2 separate regions of the Mus musculus genome follow, and region 1 is linked to region 2. Evidence: chromatin loops called from intact Hi-C (ENCODE). Cell type or tissue: heart. All regions are shown on one strand. Each heading gives the region's core, and the rest is flanking DNA. Links, peaks and the distances in the headings are about the cores only. Region 1 overlaps Atg10 (autophagy related 10). Region 2 overlaps Atg10 (autophagy related 10).

What was found. Peaks named below come from ENCODE experiments on the same cell type or tissue, not always from the same donor. Only the 100,000 strongest peaks of a DNase experiment are listed, where the experiment ranks them.
Region 1: it touches region 2 in a loop (1.9-fold over the local background); 2 of 42 quality-filtered maps call a loop at or near these places.

What each region holds. Positions count from the first base shown.
Region 1 is chr13:91,201,707-91,210,629 of GRCm38, reverse strand. It overlaps Atg10 (autophagy related 10), which reads left to right. Exons shown (of 8, transcript NM_025770.3): 2 at 2,197-2,312. The coding sequence starts at 2,208. Among named protein-coding and RNA genes, the nearest start is that of Atg10, 18 kb to the left of the region's middle. In heart, for the core only: no CTCF peak of the experiment used is centred there; a DNase peak (open chromatin) is centred at 4,259.
Region 2 is chr13:90,962,573-90,971,495 of GRCm38, reverse strand. The region is part of intron 5 of Atg10 (autophagy related 10); the gene reads left to right. Among named protein-coding and RNA genes, the nearest start is that of Gm46434, 35 kb to the right of the region's middle. In heart, for the core only: a CTCF peak has its summit at 3,874; a DNase peak (open chromatin) is centred at 3,845.

The DNA.
Region 1 (8,923 bases), core at 667-8,666, 240 kb before region 2:
TTGCATTTAGAAGGCAGAGGCAAGAGGATCAGATTGCTGCAAGTTGGAGTCTAGCTTGATCTGCACAGTGAGTTTCAGGCTAGCCAGGGTTACATACTGAAACTCAATTTCAAAACCAAATAATGAGAAAACCCAGAGTGTATTTCCCTGTTAAGAGCCAATCATGGTAGTATGTGACTTTAATCATAGCCATGAGCTTCAGGCCAGCCTTGTCTATATAGTGAGTTTCAGACCAACCTGGGCTATATAGGAAGATTGCTTTGTGAAAAAAGAAATAAAAAGTGTATGCTACAAAAACTTAATTATAATGTAAAACTGTATTCTTAAATTGAAAGTATGGCTAAAGCATTCATTTTCTTTGAGTGTAGCTACTTGATTGAAGTTTATTGTTCATGCCCTCCACCTTGTTTGTAAAGATAGAGTCTCATGGAGCCCAGTCTGCCTTTGACCTCTGTGTGACTCAGAGAGTGACCTTGAACTCCTTGCCTCCATCTCAGGAGCTAGAATTACAGGCACACTGTTACACTCAGATCATAGTTTATTCTTGGTTAAACTGAACCTAGGACACACCTTCTAAATTTCTGGTTTTGATTAAAAGGAAGCTCTCAAGCCCCTTATGTAGCTGGTTGAATACAGAGTCATGGGTTTGTATGTTTCCTCTCCATGTCTGTGCCTTCAGGTACACTGCAGTCATCTTGCTTGGGAACAGTGGGCTTTTCTTCGAGAGGCACACATTTATCTGGCCCTTATTGAGGCATTTACAAGATATGCAATCACGGAAATTACAGTTGTCTTCTATTGGTTTGTTTAATTAAACTCTGTATTTATGATACATGAATATAGTTGGTGAGCATGCCCTCGTCTCTCAGGAACAGAATGCTTTATGGTCGCCATGTTGCAGAGTCAGTGTGCTGAAGCAACGTTGAGTGTGCTAGTTAATCCAGAGCTTGGTGAATAAAGGCTGGTGAGGACTCTCCACTGATATTGCTTTGTTATCTCCCTTTCTTAGAGCATGAGTTCTTACAAGGCAAAGTGTCTGCTTTTTCACGTCTAACTTTTCTCTATGCACGGTGCCTATTTAATATACATTCAACTGGGTGCATAGACACATGCTTTTGTAGGTTTGGCTAAATTTGAAGTGTCTGCTTAGTGGGTTGGGAATAAGCCGTGTCCTTAGCTCTGTTACTCTGACATTACTAGGCTCTCCGCATGCTTAGTGGCTTGTATAATAGACAGGTCATAGCTCTGAATCCTTTTTTATTTGTATCTGTGAACAGATTCTTTTTGAGTTTTCATCTAAGGAATGGAGATAATACACCTTTGGGTTGTGAGAGTTTTGCGTGGCAATGTGAAGTGTCTCACACTGTAGTAGTTGATAGGCTAAGCAGTGTTTTTGATGCTCACAGCTAATGAGACGACAGAGCATTTGTTGCATATAGCTTCTTTCATTGAGAGGCCTCAACTACATGATCTGGCAGTTTTCTTCTGTGCTAAAATATTTCTGGAAATAATACTTTATGTTTTGAACAGCTTTCTACAACAAATATATGAGTATTTCTTGGCTTGTCACATTTGTGAGTTCGATCTAGTAGTAATTAATTAACTTTATACCTTGGAAAGCAATTTCAAGCTTTGCAACAGCATTTGTTGGAGAGTTGACCCTTCTAATAAAGTGTGAAGGGCAGCTGGCTCCCATGAATCACTGTAACATGGCAGTGTAAGTGCTGAGGTAGGAAGCAGGAAGGTTTCGAGGAACATGTTTGAGAGCATTATCTCAGAATTAGATAAAATTAATAGTGAGGATTATACTACGTCCAACATCACCTTTATCATTATAAAAGCAAACAACAGCCCAGAGTGTTTGGTCAGATGATCTGTTGATTTGTAGGGTGCATGTTGAACATGTGTGAGGCCCTGGGGTCAGTGCCCAGAAATTCAAAAAGAAAACCAGACAAGAATCCCTCTCAAACAACTAAATACCAGTCAAAGAGAACTCCATAGATGAATACTCTTGTTTAAAGTATAGGCTTTCAGGGTTAATGTTCCCTAAAACCGAATGGGGTCAGGGTGAGACTGTGGGGAGAGGGACTCTCTCACAGGTGGCCCTGAGGGTGGTTTCCATTGTCTTGCCCAACTCTGGCTAACTTAAGCTAATGCTAATACTGTTTGTTTATTTATTTATTTATTTTATTGCAGTTCTCATTAACATGGAGGATGAGTTCTTTGGAGAAAAAAGCTTCCAGCATTATTGTGCAGAATTCATCAGACATTCACAGCAGATAGGCGATGGCTGGGAATGGAGAACAGCCAAGGTGAGAGCAGAAGATGCATGTTTGGTTCATGTGTTTTGATGGGGTCTAACTGCACAGCAGAGCTAGCCTGGTGTTTTCGACGTATCCCAGGCTGCCTTCAAACTCACAGCAGCCCTTCCTCTCTGTCTCCCGGTTGACCGGTCACAGGTGTTGGTAATGACACCTGGCTACAACAGGGGCTCCTATTTCCCTTTTTAGTCAAGGGTTATTTATTTTTGTTGTATAAAGATATCGATAATTGATAATAAGGAATAAAAGTGGGGTTGAATTAACAAAAGGCAAGAATTTAAAGCATTCACTAAAACAGATGTCTATTTTATTATTCCAACTATATGTAATCATAATTATTTGGCTAATAAAGTATTATCTAAAAAAGTCCTTAGGTGACCTTCCTGAATTAATAGATAAGGTCCCTTACAATATTAATTATTGCTATGTAAATAAATGTTTCTCTGGAGCTTCAAACTAGTTGTTTACATTATAAATGATCTCTCTCCCTTTCTCTTTGGTTTCAGTTTTGAGATAGGCTCTGACCTTGAACTTTATACGTTATCAAAGATGACATTGAATAGTCTCTCTCCTGCCACTACCTCCCAAGTCCTGGAATTACAGGCTTGTGTCATCACACCTGGCTATACTAGAATTTTCTTAGGACACTATTTTTGTCTAGAGCCATGGTTCTCAACCTGTGAGTTGAGACCCCTTTGGAGGTCACGTATTAAATATTTACATTATAATTCACAATAGTAGCAAAATTACAGCTATGAAGTCACAACAGAATAATTTTATGGTTGGGGTCAACACAACATGAGGAGCTCTTTCTCTTTTTTTTTCATATTGAATCAGTTCTTTATTTATTCTTTAACCTTTTTTTACATTCCAGTCATTATCCCCCTCTGGTCCGCCCTCTGTCTGTTCCTCATCCCATACATCCAACCCTGTCTCCAAGAGGATGTCTCCCCCCATCCCCACATCACCAGACCTCCCCACTGCCTGGGGCCTCAAGTCTCTCGAGGGTTGGGTGCATCTTTTCTCACTGGGGCCAGACCTAGACAGTCCTCTGCTGTATATGTGTCAGGGGCCTTATATCAGCTGATGTATGCTGCCTGGTTGGTGGCTCAGTGTCTAAGAGACCTTGGGGGTCCAGGTTAGTTGAGACTGCTGGACTTCCTATGGTGTTGCCCTCCTCCTCAGCTTCTTCCATCTTTTCCCTAACTCAACCACAGGGGTCCTCAGCTTCTGTCCATTGGTTGGGTGTAAGTATCTGCATCTGACTCTTTCAGCTGCTTGTTAGCCCTTAAGGGTCCCAGAGTTAGGAAGGTTGAGAGCCGCTGTTCTAGAGAGTAATGGTAATAGTAATGGTAATGGTAATGGTAATGGTAATGGTAATGGTAATGGTAATGGTAATGGTAATCCTGAAATCATGTCAAAGCTCAGCACTCAAAGAGTCTCCAGGATTAAGGACTGGGATATTTGAGAACTGCTTAATAACAAAGATCGTACAGAATGTTTAGTCTTTTGATTCTATTCTAAAATAATGTAAAAAAGCCTGATATGCTCAAGTATTTCCCTATACACAATTGGTAGTGTTCTCTGCTAAAGGCTTTCTGTGAGTTGCCTGAAGTCTTTTTCGAGAACAGGTTTTCCCGTCTGACACTTCAGTTGATTCATGGCCGGCTCAGGCTCTTGCTTCTGTGCTTCCTGGTTCCTGTGTGCATCTGAGAAACCTGAACGTTTGTCCCTGGTTCCTGCGATGTAGGACTGAGTTGGGAGATGCAGGTCCTGCGCCAGCTCAGAATGTCACTGGGCTGAAGCCATGGTCTCCTTGGGGTTATTTCCCTAAACCAAGCTCTGACTGGTGGCTCCTGGGTGCTTGTGGGTGTTCTCAGATGTACTGTTTCCTTAGTGACTCAACACTGTATTACTTCGAGACATGGTCTTGCTTGGTGGTGCAGCCTGCTTCCGCTGAACTGGGATTACAGGCATGAGTCACAGTGATAATCAGAGATTTTTAACCCCTAGGGGCCTTTCCTCAGGCCCTGTGTGGACAGCTGACTTCATTTGTGCCTTTATTAAATTTACTCTTGGGTAGTTTTATAGTTTTTATTACTATTATGTTTGAATTTTCATTCATATTATATGTTCTCTGAGTTCTATTAAGGAATCACTATCTCTGCATGTCAATATTACACCAGTAACTTTGCTGGGTCCATACTGCATTCTTTGTGATATTCCTGTGTTGTTTCACAATCGAGAAGGAACATGGTAAGCAATACTCCTAACAGCTCTCTGTCTTTAGCTTAATTTAATTGTTCTGATAGTCAATGAGTCTAAGTCCCTCCCTCCCTCCCTCCCTCCCTCCCATTCTTCCTCCTTCCCTCCCTTCCTTATTCCTTTTCTACCTCTCTTGGTGTTAGGAACTGAAGCTCAGGTATAGGTTTCTGACTCTTATAAAGTTACTTTTTATTTGGCAGCAATAAATTTTAGAATTATAGCACACAGTAAGAAAAAGCGGTGTTCTCAGATACCCTTTATGCTACTTTTTGAGAATCAGGAAAATGGATCAGTGTTCCTGGAAATTCTCAGAAATCTCAAAATTATGATTATTTTTAAAACACATTTCTAACCATTTTCACACTCTGTAGATTGGATAGCTGGAACTCATGTTTAAAGACTAAAATATACTAAATTTCATGGTGCTTTCAAAGAGCTAGAACTTTCAAGAATATTTCAATAATGAAAAACATAATTTAAGATCCAGGTTTTCCGGTAAGGTAGTGAATAAGCCCCTCATGTCCCCCTTTGGCTTATAACCTCCTGGGAACCATGCGGGAAGTTTCTCTTTGCCCTTTGCCCTTTTTATTTTGTTATGTTTTTAAGACAGAGGCTTATGTAGCTCTGGTTTGACTTTCAATTCATCATGTAACTGAGGCCGGCCTTGAACTTCTGATCCCTTAAACTCTGCCTCCCAAGTGCTGGGATCACAGGCAGGTTCCACTGTATCTATCTCTGCCCGCCCCCTTCTGTATTAGCTGGAAGCAAGGTAACACTGTTAACATTTCAGAGATCTAATAGAGTAGGACTGGGGTCTGTATGCCATTGGGTGTGAAACGAGGTAGTTCTAGAGTTCGGGGGAGCCTTCGGGCGGGGAGACATTTCTGCCAGAAGTTCTTCACTGTAATTGTAAACTATGGTCTGAAGAATTAGTTTTTAAGATTGGACTTTGTTGCTGGCCAGTCTCTGAAATAGCATAGTGAAGTCTAATTGCATGTTTACTGTCCTGGCTACTGAGTTAAGAAAGGTCCTTACCCTTTAAGTGAGCATTGTACCTTTAATTAAGGGCCTTTACCCCAAGTGGGATAAGCCCTTAGATAGCAAAACAAAACACCAACACCAGAGAAGATCCATGTAGCCTGAAGGTAGTGACTGTAAAAGCAAATGTCTGTGTCTGTGGAGACCTGGGTGTAAGGTACGTGGGACAAACCTTCAGGGATTAAGCAGTGTGAAAAATGGGGCCGATGGTAAGTGGCTGTCCAGGCTGTCTGAACGTTTAGATCTTTTAATATTTTGAGAAAAGTAAAAACTCCTGATTTAGGAGAAGTTTCTGAGTTGTTAAGTGTTGGTAACTGGTTAAAAGTCATGATCTTAAACACGGTGAAGATCAAACCAGACTTTAGTGAGGCGTCCTGGGTGGTCTGTGGGTAGGCAGCACGGTAGTTCTGGGGTCGGGTGTCTGTGTGGCTTGACTGGTTTCTCAGCCAGCCCTGCCTCAGTGTATGTGCCTGACCTGAGCTCTGAGAGGGGCTCTATGCTGCCTCTACACGGGCTCAGACCTGCTGAGCTCCCCACGTGACCCATTTTCATTGCCTCTGAGCTCCCTCATAACTTATCTGTCCTACTTAGCTATAGCTAGCCCTTTACAAAATATCTTTGACTAGGCCCTATCTCCTGCATGATTTTTTTCCCTTGTATTCAGTTGGAACCCTGTTTTATCACAGAATAACATAGAAGCTACTTAACACCGTGGCTTCCCCCACTACTATTTCTACAGTTTCACTGTCCACTCTAGAGCTCACATCTCTCTCTAAATGCCCAGAATCAGAGAAAAAGCCATTCTGAAAAATGGATATATTTTTTTTGTCAGTGCTAAAACACAAAGTACCATGAAAGGATTCTAAGTCTCAGGTAATTTCCAGGGTCAGGGGTTGGAGAGCAATGGAGCCCTCTACTCTGTATAGACAGACAGCATTCGTGTGCTTGCATGCATGTACCCTGAGGACGGGAGCACTAGGGGACAGGGAGTGTTCCAAGTTTAGACATTGTACACTCAGATTCAATTATGGATTCATTTCTCTCTGATTTTTAAATTGTTTTGAAGTAATAATATTAAGCTAACAAACTTTAAAACCTCTTTCCACCTAGTTTTTGATTATTGATCTAACTTGAACTTCACAGCAATGTTTATAATGTTCACTCTTAGCCTTTGCTGTTTTCAGAGTGGGTCCTTTTTATGTTTTAAGAAAACCAATAAAGCCACTATATGAGCCAGTGCTCTTCTCCTTATACCACATGGTTAATGATGTTTATTATGGTGAATCATAAAACATGTCTACAGGCATCTTCACTTGGGGTTACTGTGATCTTATTGCAGTCCGTAAAGCCCAATATCATATAAGAAGGTCTAGCGTTCTCTGGACAGAGGCGCCACGAATCTCAGCTCTATTTTTGTGCATTCATGAAATCTTTAGTATGTATTTAGAAATTTAATATCACAGTAGGCTGGAGATGTAGCTCAGGGAAATCACACCTGCCAACCATGCACAAGGCTTCCCACACTGTAAAAACAAAAACAAAAACAAAAACAACAAAAAAGCTCATTTCAACTCTCCTTCTAGAGTTTTCTATTTGTTAATTGTGTTTGTTATGTGTGTGTGTGTGTCTGTTCACACATGTGTTATATTTGTGTGTGTGTTTGTATAGGCCAGAGGTTGATGTGCAGTGTGGTTCTTAGTCACTCCTTATCAGAACTTTTGAGATCCAGACTCTCCTTAGTCATTTTATTAGTGGTGGTGAGGTTCTGGCTGGTGTTTTCTGGTTCTTGGCTCATTATTCCTGTAATAAAGGTTCACACAGATCCCAGAGTAGCAAGAAACGTATTTAAGGCAACTTGGTAGTATAGATAAGAAAGAAATAGGAGTGAGGGCCCTCAAGAGCTTCAGGCAACCCGGGTATGTGTGAGTCATCATAGGTATGTTTGACTGGTTTCTAGTCAGCCATCATTGACTAGAAACCATATGACTGGTGGGCCTTATGAGGAACAGAGACTTCTTGCATCCTTTGAAGTGGGGTGTGCTTGGAAGTCAGTGAGATGGGGTGCTAGGTTGCCAACATACAGCTGGATAGATACATTGGAGTTGTGTGTGTGTGCATGATACACGATACACACGGAGAGTCCTCACCACCAAGAGCACCGGTGCGCAGCCTAAGCCCAGCAAGGCAAGGTTGCTCACTGTTTATTGCCTGTGTTGTCTGCTTCAGTTCGGATGCACTGCTTGGCTAGCTAGCCCCAGGGAGCTTCCTGTTGCTGCCTCCCCAGGGACAGGAGCCCAGGCTTAAGCTGCTGCTCCCACGTTTTTATGTGAGCTTTGGGGACCTGAACTTTCTTTTTAAATTAATATCTGTAAATCTGTTTTTCACAGCGTATTGCTAAAGCAATTCTCACACACTTGAAAGTTTCTTTCTGTCTCTGTGGTGTGGAAACAGGACATTCAGACACTGCAAAGAAATGCTCCCACTTTCTTGAGGTTAGACTTTATATGGTTAACATTCGCTAATTTTCTGTTATTCTTTATTGTGCTTTTCAGGCTGAATTTCATGTAATCCAAGATGGCCTTAAACTTGCTCTGTAACTGAGGATGGCCTTGAACTCCTGGCCCTCTGTCTCCATATCCAAATGCTGGGATTACAGGCATGTGCTAACATGGCTGGCTTTGTATGTTATTCTTAAAGAAGAATTAGAGAGCTTTCCCCCTGCATTAATCACTGATTCCTCAGTTAAACCTGCTTGATTGTATTTCAAAAGACGCATAATAACACATCAGAAATATCTTTATTATTTGCAGTGTAACTTAGGAACTAGTTGTTATAAAGGCTGTTCCTTAATTTATATAATGTAAAAAAAATAATGGCTAGGTATGGTGTTATGTCAGTATTTGGGAGGTTAAGGTAGATAAATTGCTCTGAGTTCAAGGTTAGCCTGGGCTATATAGTGTGATCCAGGACAGCTAAGGTTATAGAGCAATTCTGCATCTCAGTACAACAATGACGGCAAAAACAAGCAAACAAACAAACAAACAAACAAACAAACCAGAACCAAAACCTTCTTCCTTCAAAAAATAACTAAGTAAAACACTTAAATTTAATGGAGTATAAATTTAAACTGCTTGACAATTCATTTTTCAAAGGCATCTTTGTCTCTGAGTAATACACATTGCTTTTTTTTTTTTTCAAATCCTTCTCCATTTTACTATCTAAATCTAAGTCCATAATTTAAGGTAGATTGTAAAGTGTCTTCATGCTTTATCTGTCAGTGTGATCTGAGTAAAAAGCCC
Region 2 (8,923 bases), core at 191-8,190:
GCCTCAGTTTCTTTACCTATAAAATTCATTAAGACCACAAATCTCACCAAGTTGCTTTGTGAACTAACAAACAACATTTTGAATAGTTCCTAGTTCATAGTATATAGTCACATAGTACATATTAGTTGTTACTGATATTAATGGTCTTACCTCAGGTTGATAACAGACCTTGTATTCATTAAATAATTTGCCAAATTTATAATTAACTCTATTGTATAGTTCATAAAGGAGTTGTAATGTTATATTTATATAGAGATCCATGGCTTTTATCCCATGAAGCAGTCATCATTTGGTGGGCCATCTGGCAGTGATTATACTTGTACAGAAATCGTCCACTAAGGTTAATAACAACTCAAATGGGCTTCGGGGGTGGAAGACATCCCTTAGGATCTCAGAGGTGCATAGGCTGCAGTTACATAGTGTGAGCAGAACTGTGCTTGCCAAGATAACAGTCAGGCCATGTCGTTCTTTTAGGTTTCAAAGAAAGCAAGTGTTGTGCTTAAGGAGTTTGGCCACACCATCCCTGATACAGCCCTCAGAATAGTGCTGTCATTTGTATGCCATACACTTTGTTTTAACAAGGCTTTTAAGTCTATTAAGCAGGTTGGAGGATTAGAAAGCCCTATGCAGACAGGCTGTGTCCAGAAGTTTATAAGCAGCATTTGTTTACTCTGTAAAGAGGCAGTGGTGAGAGTTATAGATGCAGACGAGAGATAGCAGACGCATCTGCAGTGACTAATAGCACCAAACAAGGCCACACTCATATACCATTATCATCTGCTATCTGGTTTTGTTTTTTGTTATTTTTTTTTAAGATGCCCTTTGTTGCCTCCAAAGATTGAAATTCCACTATAAGCACACAGATAAGAATGTATCCAATCTCTACTATATGCAGATGGCAAAAGAAAGTTATTAGTTGGAATATAAATAATCTTATTACATACTGTCTGCATGCCAGTGTCTGCACACTTGTGGCTTGTCACCAGAATGAGGAATGACAGCTCTTAGGCTGTTGCTAAGTTGTGTGACACATTGGCCGTGTTATCAGTCGCTAGGCAGAGAGAGATCCTCCGAAATTTCTACGGATCACCCCTGGATGTGAGAGATAAGTTTCGTCATCCAGCACCGGCATGTCTTGCCGTCAGCCATCAATAACTAACAAATAGAGATTTATGGAATTGGTATGAGGCTCCGTGAGAGATAGCACTGTTTGGGGAACAGAAAACTATAGAATGAGCTCCTTTCTCCAAAGATGGACAATAGCACATAGATGACACAAAAGAATTGGTCAATAATAATATGATATTGTTGATAATAGTTTCACATAACTGGGCTGCCGAGAAAGCTCAACAGTTAAGAGCTTGTCCTGACTGCTCTTGCAGAGGACTCCAGTTCAAGGCCCAGCACCAACACCATACAAACTCTTAAGTCCACCTCCAGAGAGATTCATTGTCTCTGACTCCTAAGGATATGTGTACTCGCATGCGTATGTCCACACACATAATTTTAAATAATAATAAAAAAATCTTCAAAAAATACTACATAAGACTACAATGAAATCTTTATAGCCTTAGACAGCTAGTACAGGTAAGACATGCTAAAGCCATAGACCACTGAGAGATTATAAAGAGAGATGTTTTAAAAACAGGCTCTTTAAATTTTTATTTAATTTTAGTCTGTGTGTATGGGCGCTTTGCCTGCATGTTTGTATGTTTGTACAGTACCTGCAGAGTCCAGAAGAAGACATGGGAATCTCCATTCAAAGTGGAGTTTGAATGACTGTGTGCATTCTAGGAGGCAAACCCAGGTCCTTTGGAAGAGCACCCAGTGCTCTTAACTGCTGAGCAATTTCCCCAGCCCCTAAATAAGTGTTTAGTTTAATTAGAACACAACACTTTCTTTCTTCCCTTTTCTCCCTTTTCTCCTTCTAGTCCTGCCCGGCCACCCTCCTTTGAAGCACTCCTGTGTCTCCTACTCTCCAGTTTATAGCTTCTTTTATTATTGTTGTTAACATACATACGTATGTATACAATTCGTATGTATGTATGTGTATGTCTAAATAATACAGTGTAGTAAGATCATTTTTGGTGTGTGTTTGTGTGTGTGTGAACCACTCTGTACTGGACAACCAATAAGGGGGCTCATCCCTGGGAGAGGCTAATTTTCCTCCCAGAAGACATTAGTTGGCTGTAGTTAGAAGAGACTTTATTGTGAACTGAAGTGGAGAGAATTTTTCAGATAGAAAGACCGGCACAGCAGTAAGAAAATGCTAGCTAGCCATAACAGTTGCAATAGGAATATACAGTGTGGGCAAAGCCAGCCTTCTCTAACTGGGACAGCATAGCTGTGAGGATGAGCAGCAGCAGCTCGGGTTGGGAGAGTATGAGCAACACAGAACCTTTGTGGTTGTGTTTGCCAGCAGGATGTTTAGGGCTTAGATTATGCTTTGGTATGTGGTAGGTACACACCGAAGCCTTCTCTCTGTTCTGTGATTAGGCATACTCTAAAAGACGGTCTGGAAAAGTTGTCTGGACCAAGTTACAAGAAAAACAGAGACCTTTGCAGTTGAGACTTTATCATGTAGGTATAGATTTTTAGCCAGGCAAACCCCAAATCTATTAATCAGGCATTATCCTGTGACGCAGAGCTCTGATTGGTTGTTGACAGAGATTTATGTTCCCAAAATGATTGAGCAAGGGATGATATCAGGTTAGCATTTGAGTTTCTGTAGTGAATGAAAACGGAGAAAGAATGAAAAGCCTGAACTAGAGCCGGCTGGAGGAGAGATGCTCGCCAGAGTTCATTTTGGGACTAACTTCCAATAGGTGAAAAGAAATGGGAGTGTTTGGTGGAAGCTGTGCTTTGGGTGGGGGTGGGGGTGGGGGTGCTGAAAGATGCTTTGGAGAATTAAGGGGTCAGAGCAATGAAGTGAAAGGAGATTTCAAAACAGTCCTTCAGTGAAAGTGAACTTCTGAGCCTCTGGAGGTGTTCATCTGAAAGGCTCTTCCTGTCACTATGGGGAGTTGGTGTCTCTGGAGGTCTTGAGTAGACAGAATGGGTTGTTCACTTGAGTTAAAGAAAAAGGTCTGTGTCTGTTGTCAGCTGTAAAACTAAAGGAATGCGAAAGTTAGATTTTTCAAAATTACATGGTTTAAACTTTTTGTTTTATGCATGAAAACTGATATTTCTACAAATATGTGGGTGTCACCACATAGCAGATATGCAGATGTTTAGTCAACTGACACAATAATTGAGCCCTGTACTTGTTCAGTATGAAAATGTACCAAGTAAAAGACTCCAAGATTTGTGAATTTAAGAAATAGATTTCCTCATTGCCAGTGCAAAGTAGTTTGGCTAGATCATATTTGAAGGAGAATGTTGTAATCTTAAAAACTACCATACCAGCTAACTATTACAGTGCCCCTCAGTTAATGCAAAGACATGAGAGCTATAGCATTAGAGGAGCTTTTTGCTCATGTTTGCCTTTGAATCACGTGAGTCACTAGGGAAGACGAACATCCTGGGTTTTAAGTTGACCGTACCCACATGTTTGTGAACCTTCACAGCTGGAAGGCAGTATGAAGACGGCATTGTGGCAAGGAGATGCTTTCTTATAAAGAAAAGCACTTAGCTTTTCAAGCAGATTCCAGATTAGCCAGCTGTTGCTTCCTAGACAGGCCACAGGAGTCTAGAACCAATGACGTTGGCTTCTCTATTGAGGGGGAAGATGTGGTGGTTGTAGCACTGGCTGTGGTCTCCATCTCCTTAGCTTATGTCAGCCTGTCACAGCCGGGCTCCTTCTCTGCCTGTTTCTCCTCAGCAGCAAGCCTAGCATCCATGCCTACAGTGTGGTGGATGGCTCTCTGGCGGTCTCTGCTGGCGGATGTTCTACATGTTTCCAGGAGGAACAGCCCAAGACTGACTCTATTAGAGAATTTTGAAAAAAAAAAAAGTGTAAATACATAAATAACAAATATACTAAAGTTCCCTGTTGTGAACCTAAGTGAAGTTTTAACTTGTAGCTATAACTCTGAAGCAGACAATGTGTACAAGCATCTTTGAGTGTGCACATAATGAATGTATAGCCCTGTTTCTTGGTTGAAGGGAAGAAATTAATCATTTAAAGTCAATTCATGGTATGTGTGCATGTGTGTGTTTAAGTTCTTAAAGCTCATATGTCTCTAATTTTTCTAGCAGGCACTTTTCAGCATATGTCAGCATGTTTGTAGGTTTTCTCATTGTTTTTGTTAGCATTTAGATTGCCAGCAAGCCTTCAACCTGAGCATTAAATCTTTTAATTATTATAGTCATTGATGGCCATATTTCCAGATTACAATCTTCCATGAACAGATGAATTGGAGATATTGATTTGTTATATTAAAGAGAACTAATGTGTGTGTTTCCATGCATATATTAGCATATTGCATCAGAGATCATGTCTCATCTCTTTCCCATTTTTTTTTCATTTTAATTCTTGATAGAGCATGTATAATCAGTGAAATAAGCATCATCCATTAGTGAGCTTGGTCTTCCCTGAAGTATTACTATGCTAAACAATCCTATTACCAAAGCATTATTTTGATAGTTTATTAAAAGTCCTGCAGCTCTCACATTGCTATACTCAAACACAGCTTTATGCAATTAAAGTTATAATAGGAACTTTATTACAATGATATATAACTTGTATCACCCTAATAAAAGTTCCTGTACACAGCGATGCTTTAATAATGCTGTTTCTGTAACACTGCTTCCTTCGTAATGGGGACTTCTCTCATGGCAACTTCATTATTAGGAAATGATCTCAGTAATAGAAATGCAAATACAGATTTTGAAAGGAGCGTTGTGTGCACGGCTCCATTATTGACCTGCTGTCTTCTCATGCATTGCATATCATCATTATAAGCCAACCATGTAGATTATAGTTACGATTACGGCCATGCTGTTACAGTTTAGCATTCGTGTCATTCCAGGGAAACACTGACTGCCATTTTAAGATGAAATTTGGGAGTTAAAATTATTTAAATTTTAATTAAAATTAGAATCAAAAGCATTAAAAATGACTTACAAAACTTTCTCTGATTTTTATTGTATCATAGATAGAGGAGACATCGGCCCTTAAAATGGGGTGTTCCCTTGATGTTCTCACCGTCTTCTCAATAGATGTATGAGAATAATGCTTTAAGGGAAAGAATTTCTGTATCTCCTACTTTCGTAGATACCCGCTCAAACAATCTGACTGACTGTGGAGACACTTGAAGTAGAGATTTTCCCTTCCAATCCCCGCCCCCTGCCCTTTAGCCTTTGCTCATACCAGGGCACTGAACAGAGTAACGTGGCAGCTTCATTTATGGCACCCATGTCCCAGATCTAAGTATTAGAGAGCAGAGGAGATAGGTATGTGCCTCCGATATGGAGACAGAGAGTCTCCGAGGAGTCATCTCAACTTTCTTCTCCTTACTCTACATCTATAAGATGGGGATAATAATAGTAGGATAGTGAAATGAGTCTAGTGATTTATACACACATGAAAAACTGTGCTACATAGAAAATATTTACGTACTGATGAAAGTCCATATAAGTATGCCGGAATACTTATATATGCTATATGATGCGGTTACTTGTAACTTCAAAAATTACTTTTGCTTTGTAATTTTTATTAAATTTTATTAAAATTTTATTTATTAAAATTTAAATATATTTGTTATTTCAGTCATCTAAGTACTAGTGAAAATTTTATTGAGAACTAAATCAGATACCCAATGTAGTATTTTCTGAAATTATCACAGAGAAATATAAAACCCTGTTCTCCATATATATCTGTTTTTAGCTTTACATAAAGATCAATAAAATGATTTTAAGCATAAAATATACATTATGATAAAAAGCAGGATGGAAATATGACAGAAAGAAAAAATAAAATTTCCAAGTATTTCTATGTTTTTCAGTGAATAATGGTGGGTATTTATTTTCAGTTGAACACATGTCAGAGAGTTATGCGATAGTTTCATTTATGATCATCAGTTTTACAGTACACTGAAAATGACATGTATATACTATCTAGGTACACACACACACACACACGCACATATACACACACACACACACACACACACACACACACTATGCTTCATGATGAAAGTTCGGATGCTACCTTGTTTGTAGGTAAATTTTATGTCAGCATATCGAATATACAGTTCCGTAGGTTGATATTTAGACTTAATATTCCTGTTTCAATTTTTTGTTATATTTTTGTTTTTATTATTGTTTGTGTGGGGGTTGTGCAGTCAGAGGGCACCTGGTCAGTTCTCACCTTCTACTGTGTAGTTCCAGGGATCGAACTCAGCTGGTCACACCTAGTGGCAAGCTCCTTTAGCCTCTGAACCATCCCACCAGCCACTTCTTTAATATTTCTCTTCAGACCCTTTGCAGGGTAAATAGATTTTTTTTCCTGAGGGGTATGTTAACACTCTTGCCATATTAATACCAATCAATGCAGGAACTCAGGCAAATATGAGCTTTAGTTAATTTGATTTTCTATGTCCTATTTCCATGGCCCTTTGAGATTCAAACAGCAGCTTGTAGAAGACTCGTGCCAGAAAATGCAAGCCCATTCTTAGAACATAGAGCCTTGAAACATACTGCTTTTGAAAAGTCTGACTCTTGCCCTGTCCAGTCAGGAAGAGCACTGTACTTTATAAATTTACAAGCATTTTAGACAGTCAGACCCACCCCAAGCACAACCCTCCTCCCTCTGTTATTTTGCAACAAGTCAATTATTTCTCGGTTTGCATCCCGTGGCCAGGTCAAAAGTGGCGTAAAGCCAAAGCTGGTTGCCTAGGGCTTTATGAAAGATTCTATGCACTGTTGATATGAAATATTTCAAAGTTGCAATATTAAGACAGTGTTACTTTAAAATAAGCAGGGATTGGAATGCAATTTGTACCAGGGCAACAAAAGTTAACTGAATCTTCTTATAAAGGGATAGGCAATACACATATTCCTACTGTCTTAACACAGTCATAAATGTTATTCTAAGGAGATAAGCCATAAGGAATATATATATGCACAACATATAATAATATAAAACTGGAAAATCATCCAAATGTTTCATTGTGGTATACACTGTGATTTAGTAACAAGATGGCATATTATGTAGGGGAAGTTGCAATGACCATTCACAATAAAGAATAATATATGTGAAATAATATTAAGAAGTAGGATGTTTTGGTCAGAAACATATTCATTGGCTGTGTACATAACTATTACGGACCAGTAAGTAGATCGGTAAAGACTCCTGGGTCTGAGGCTGCATGGAACTTGACTGTTCAGTTTGGAAGGAGAAAAGAATGGTCGGCTTAGCCTCTACATCAGGCTCCATCTCATGATTGAATACACAGAGCCCATGTCTTTCCTGTACCAGTCTTCTTTCAGGACCCTAAACTCTTCTGCGTTTCTAGGCTTTCTTGTGTAGAGACGCCAATGAAACCAAAATTAATGAAAATCAGTTCTTAAAATTCAACAGAGATTACTCTGATGAAATAAAGTGATTGTGAAGTGAGCTGAGGTTCTACTTGTATCTTTACAGCATTCTTGTTATTACCATTACTATTTTAATATTTTTATTTGACACAGGGTTTTACTTTGTAGCATAGGCCAGCCTTGAGCTTGCAATCTACCTGCCTCATGATGGAGGCCTGTGGTCCCTCTCCAGAGTAAGAGGTCTTCTTCAAGTTTGAGGCTAGCCTAGGCTGCATAGTGGGGACCCTGTCTCAGGAGTAGAGAGGAAGGAAGAGGGGAAGGAGAAGAAACTGTGACCTTTGACTTACGCGTCAGTGCAATCCTTTACTTACTTGCTTCCAAAATACTCACAGTTGTCTCAAAAGCCCTAAACTTAAAACTCCCCGTGATCCTATTTCTGTAGCCTGGACTCTGACCCTGTCACGCTTCAGCTGTGGGTGGCATTGCTTCTGCTACCTTGTTTCTGATTGTTAGTAGTCAGGAAACTGGGAACATACTAACCTCCCTGAGCTCAGATATTTACCTAACAGCTTTCATTATTAGAAGGGGTTGCATAGTCGCTGCAATGAATTTATCACATCCCAGGGAATTTTCTTCTTGGAGTGTCTTTGAGAGAGCTTCTAAAGAGAAAAACTAATTTTAGCTCAACAAAATCCCCAGGAACGTGCTCCAAGGAAGGGGGGTGGGGGCGGGGGAGCATCTTATTATCAGAATGGGGTGAGAAGCAGGAGGAGCCACATAATTGCCAGGAGCCTGAGCTCTAAGTGGTTCTCTCATTAGACATTTACACTGATTATATGTATCCAAAGAGAACATCATGGCTTTGGAAAAACTGATCTTGAAGATTTTTACCAGGAGTTGCTATCCACAATTCCTTCCATTGTACTTAAGCAGAGGAGGGCAGCTTCCGTCCCCAGGGCCTGAAGTCCGTGGACTCTGCCTTCCTTTGCACTTTGTTCTGTGTCTTCTCTCTGGAAATATCCCAGGCACACAGCCTGTTTCTGCTCCCCAAGCTCACCCCACCTGCTCTTTTCTCATTCCTGAAAATGTTTTCTTCAGCTTTAAAACACGGCTTTTAAAGCAGACTTTTAGAACTACACAGCCTATCTGGTGCTAATGCCTTTACAGAAGCCTCTTTAGGAGGCGCACCGTTGCTTTGGTAACACTTCCCATGTTTGTTTTTATGCGCTCACTTTCAGATTATTTGATTACTTCAGATAAAGAAAAATCATGAGTTACGAAGCAAATTGTTGGTGCATGCCTTAGTTCCAGTGCTTGGAAGAAGAAGGCTGAATATCAGAAATTCAAAGTCAACTCCAACTAAAAAGAGTTTGAGGACAACCTGGGCTACATAAAACCACTAATGCAAACCAATTCTAGGCAGTATTTTTCTTGTGAAATTATG